Regions from separate parts of the Homo sapiens genome. Here region 2 is linked to region 1. The links are chromatin loops, found by intact Hi-C in ENCODE. Cell type or tissue: ascending aorta. All regions are shown on one strand.

Region 1 (2,500 bases):
TGAATTGCAAAAGCCATTGACTTGTACTCTTTAAATAGGTGAATTATACCAAATGTGAATATATCTCATTAAAGCTGTTTTTTAAGAGTACTTTAAATTCAAAAACTCTGCTTTTTAAATGTTTGAGAATCCTTTGTCCTTATAAAGAATTGATTCAAAGTTCCATAAAGCGGATTCAGTTTCCAGATTGTGTTGATAAGACTTGCCCATGGCTGGCCACCCCGTCATCTCTAGCAGAGGGTGTGTGAGAATGGCCGTTGGCTCCAGCTTCCTGGGAGGGGAGACCCAAGGCCCAGGAAGAAAGCGATGAGTCCTTTCTCATCCAAAGGTGCATGCCCAAGATACCTGCTTTGAGGTACTTCCCATCCACCTTCTCCATTACAATGGAAGGCAACAAAGCCAACAGGAAGCACCTTGTCCATGTGCACCATGAGTCAAGTCACATGTAGGACCCAGCCAAGGACCTAGAGTCCCTGCCACATCCCAGAACCACACTTAGGTAGCAGGTACCAGGCCTCTGAGCTGGAAGCAATGTGGGGGAAGATGCGCCCACCTCCTGCTCACTCCTGCCTCTCTTGGTCATTCCACAGAGTTCCAGAGAAAGAGATAAAGGAGACAAAGAAAGAAAAGAAGAAAAGAGCATGCAGAGACCAGTTGGAAAATAAAAGGGGGCCAATTCCCTCTTATTAAGCCTGTTATTAGGCTGCGAATCAAATTAAACCACAGGGCTTTCCACTTACAGAGTGCTATTTTAAGGCTTATTAGACTATATTAGGATTGGCATACATTTCCACTGACATAATATCGGCCTTTAATTGGATTTAAGGGCGAGGAGGCTGCATTCAGCTGGAATAGGGTCCCTGCAAGGAGAAACTTGCTATTCTCCTCACAGCTTCCCCACTTCCCCTGCTGGCTGCCATCCCAGGGGCTGGGCAGACCCTGTAACCCTTTCAGATCCAAAACACAGCTTTTTTCCTCCTCCTCCTCCTCTGATAAGTGCCCAGAGGCCGAAGCAGGCCCCCCTCTCGCCTACGTGTGCCCATCCCTGACTGGCCAGCTTCCGGTACTCGGTGGCTGTAGGAGGTGCAGAGCTGTGCGTGCCTGCCGAGGCTGGGCAGCAGACTTCAGACTGTGAGTAGAGCCCCAGGGAGGGAGGCCAGCCTCCCCCTCCTGCTTCCAAGCTGCCGTGGGCGAGATTGGCAGTGGGAGGTGCAGGAGTTTTTCATGGGACAGTGATGAAAAGGGGGACTTGGGGTTGGAAGCAGAGTTTACCTTGACCTTTGAATCTCCTCCCATCCCCTGCCTGGTCAATCCTTGAAAGACCCTCAGGGGCACGTGGTAGAACCTGAATACAGGAGGGATATGGGAAAAAGTTCACACACTATGGGGAAGCGAACACTCTCCGGGCTGGTGGCAGTTTCCAGACACTTGTGACCAACTTCTCAAAGCTGCAGCATCCTCCTACGTAAAATAGGAACACGCTTTCCTTCCACTCGGGATTGCTTTGAGAATTAATTGAGATAATACAGCTAAAGTGGTGAGTAGGAGGCTTAATAACGTTTAGTGCCTTCTCCCCTTTGCTGTACAAATTTCAGATCTTTCTACCAAAAGGCATCATAAAAGTAACAGACCTCACCAGTCAAGTACGTTGCAAAATAATCTTGGGAGGGGAAATATCTTGGTACAGAGACAAGTATGTATGAAATATCACTTCCCAAAATATTGCTCAAACATGAAAAAAAAATCCCAAATTCCTTAACATTTTCCACTAATATATGTGAACGTCGCCTGCTCCCACTTGCCAAGATGTTTCTTGGCTATACTTTGATGTCTTCAATTTCCACGCTTGTTTTTAGCTCTTCTGCCAGAGCCATGTGCTTGTTTATTTTTACTACATTTTTATGACGTTTCTGCTATTGCAATAAGTTTTGCATTATTAGTTTTATCAAATAACAGAATGTCTGGTTGGCTGGCTGAGATTTATTGGCCCAGTTTTTATGGCTCCATCCCAGAACACTTTTTGTGATTACTTTCTAAGTTGTTCTTAGATCCATTCTTAAATATGTGCTTATTCCTTTATTAAATCACATCTGAGGACTAATTGTTATGGTATAAACTTAGCATCAGTGCAATGCCAATTGCTATAATCTTACCATTATTACTTAATCACAGGTTTGTGTACTCGGTTCTATGCAACATATATATATATATATGTTGGAAAAGTTGCTTGGAAAGCTGAAATTTACAAACTGCATTTCTTCCTATATTCACTAGGAAGTTTCTCCTCCTAATACATATTATCTCACCTTGAAATATCTGTTTGGCAAGTTCTGTTTATTTGGGATGTTGACTTTCCTGAAGCTCGAGGAAAACCTTATTACAAAACAAAACAAAAAAACACAAGCATGATTTATTTCATCCCTGCATTAGCTTCCTCTGCTGTTCTTATTTGACCCAATAAGTCTATGAATGACTTGGTTCTATGGTTGAGAGGCAGAGA
Region 2 (2,500 bases), 120 kb after region 1:
TAAAGTATCCAGCCTCAGGTATTTCTTTATAGCAATGCAAGAACGGTGTAATACAAATAGACCGTTGTGTGTGTTGTGTGAAGTTGGTAAATTTGTGGTCATTTGTGACAACAGCATTAGGAATGGAATACACTGCCCGTTCCTGGTGAGGTGCCCCTCTTCCTTCATCCCTTCATGGCCCAACTTCTCTGAAAGTGCTGCTGGCTGAGTCCTCCCATGGGGGCACCTCACCTGTTACTCCCAGCGATCACCTTGGCCCTGCTCCTCATCAGTCTCCTTGCCAGGACAGCAGCAGCAGCCTGTTCTCTCCTCTCTCCAGTTTCAAATGGCCCTGGTTCCTTAAAGGGCCTTCTAGATCTTGTTTCTAATCCCTGGGACCGTTTGAGTTCCAAACATCACTTGTCAGAAGGATAGACCACAGATGCCTTGGAGTGGGAGGAGGAGGAGGGGCGCTCTTTCAAACTCTGGTTCCCCCTTCACCCACTTCCCCACATATGGACTTGTAAAACACCAGCCACCTCGCTTTCCATACCAAACAACAGTACACGCAAGAACAAACAAGCAGGGCCACGGCCTTTCTTACTGGAACCAGGTATGCTTTCTGGCTTGTTTGTTTTCTCAGAATTTAAAAATACATCGAGTGTGCTTTATTGAACTGCCCAAAAAGGGACACACCTGCAGCACCTCATAAACTTGTTTGATCAAACAAACAAAAGCCAAAACACTTTTCTGATGGAGTATTTCTCGGAACTTGTACTCTGCAGAAAACACTCTGTAAAGTTTGCTTGTAACCACGCTCCATTATCGTCTACAAGCCTCAGAAGTCTGAGGAATCTGAGCCCACCCTGACCTTTCTTTCCGATTCAATCTGCATACTTGCTTTTTGATCATGAAAATAAAAAAATTTTGCCCTGATACTTTTTTCCCCATATCTTCATTTATTTTTCTTGGGGCCTAGCAAGGTCTTTTGGCAAGAAAATCCAGATCTTTTCTCGCTCAGAAATATTTTCCTTATTGGATTTGGCTTGTTTCTTAACTTGCTCTGGTCAGTTGCACAAGAGCATCAATTATCTATATTTTGCTGGATTCTTCATATCTACCATGGCTTCCCTTATGATTATCATATTTTTAATTCCCTCCTTGGGCACAAATGCAAATCTTTAGAACAAGGAAACTGGGAGCTGAAAAGAGAGAGGTAAGAATTTCAGAGGAAGAAGGAAGCCTCTCTCAACAGACAGCAGCAGGGGCAATGGCAGGAGCCAGGGCAGTGCACGGGACACACCCCCAGCCGACCGCCTCCCAAGCCTGCTGGGGCTATGGAACCCAATTCCAGGCTGTCAGCAGAGACAAATTTAGCACCGATGATCTCATCTTGCAGAACAGCCCCAGGGCTCAGGGAAACATCACTGGAAAAGCTGGGAAGTGGACGTCACTGCTAGTCCCATAATGTAGGTGAAAGGCACAGGGCCCCTCTCTCAGCTCACTAAAAGGGAGCACCAAGACCACAAGGAGCAGGTACAGGTGATGGTGAGGGCGTGGCCAGCGGGGAACAGGCTGGGGGGTCTGGGGCATTACTAGCCTGCTCTCCTCAGAGTCCCCACAACCCCAAGCACAGTGAGCTGAAGTTCCAGGACAGGTCCACAGATACGGACACACTTCGTTTGAGATGAGTGACAAACAGTACTAAACATTATCATTGTGGAGTTACAGCTTCTCCTGTCAGGCCCACATCAGGATGTTACGTGGCAGAGTATTTACAAATGCAGCAGCAGGCAGAAGGTAGAGAGAGTGGGGGCACATTCCCTCTTATTTACTGAAAATAAGACCAAATCCCTGCAAAGGGGGGCAAGGATCCCTTGTCTCTTGCAGTGAGTCAGTGGCAGAAAAAGATGAGAACTTGTCACCAGGTGCAAACCCCAAATCTTGCCACTGGCTCAAGCTACCTCTGCATGGCTCTGAAGTTGGTTTTTCTGGCTTCCTTAGCCGGACACTTTTGCTGGTCAGTTTCCCTGCAGTTTCTTAGTGTGTCTGGTGGTCAGATTCTCCCTCCTGTTCCTGGAGCAAAGAGGCCTCAGCGGCTCCCCCAGTGTTTCCCAAAAGCAGTCCCAGGAGGGCAGTGGCGGCAGGTCCTTTGCTGGGATGGGGACCCCTGTCTCCTGCTTCTGTAGCTAATGGACAGCATCCCATGAACCTTTGTGAAGAAGGAAGGTATGAAAATAACTAAGAAAAGCAGACTTGACACCTCTCACAAAGAAATAAATACATTTCTAAATGTCAAATAAACATAGGTACTTACAGAAGGCAAGACCCTCCAAAAAGAGTGGTTCGTATCACACTGCTAATGGGGATGGATAGTGATGGCAAATAAATATTGTCACGTTAAAAAGGCCAGGTTTATATTCAAGCACACCAGGGCCACTCCTGTGTCAGTTTCAGTCATATTAGAGAAGATCAGCTCCCTGAGAACAAGGGCTAGGAAGCTAATAAATTCCATACTGGG

What was found. Peaks named below come from ENCODE experiments on the same cell type or tissue, not always from the same donor. Only the 100,000 strongest peaks of a DNase experiment are listed, where the experiment ranks them.
Region 2: it touches region 1 in a loop (1.8-fold over the local background); 1 of 110 quality-filtered maps calls a loop at or near these places.

The regions. Positions count from the first base shown.
Region 1 is chr7:132,351,251-132,353,750 of GRCh38, forward strand. The region is part of intron 3 of PLXNA4 (plexin A4); the gene reads right to left. PLXNA4-AS1 (PLXNA4 antisense RNA 1) reads left to right here and starts at 1,084. Exons shown (of 2, transcript NR_199030.1): 1 at 1,084-1,131. RefSeq lists enhancers at 573-1,108, 1,109-1,643. In ascending aorta, no CTCF peak of the experiment used is centred here; DNase peaks (open chromatin) are centred at 1,121 and 1,868; H3K4me3 peaks cover 1,293 bases; H3K27ac peaks cover 1,914 bases.
Region 2 is chr7:132,471,287-132,473,786 of GRCh38, forward strand. All of the region lies in intron 3 of PLXNA4 (plexin A4), which reads right to left. Among named protein-coding and RNA genes, the nearest start is that of PLXNA4, 100 kb to the right of the region's middle. In ascending aorta, no CTCF peak of the experiment used is centred here; a DNase peak (open chromatin) is centred at 1,375; H3K27ac peaks cover 1,952 bases.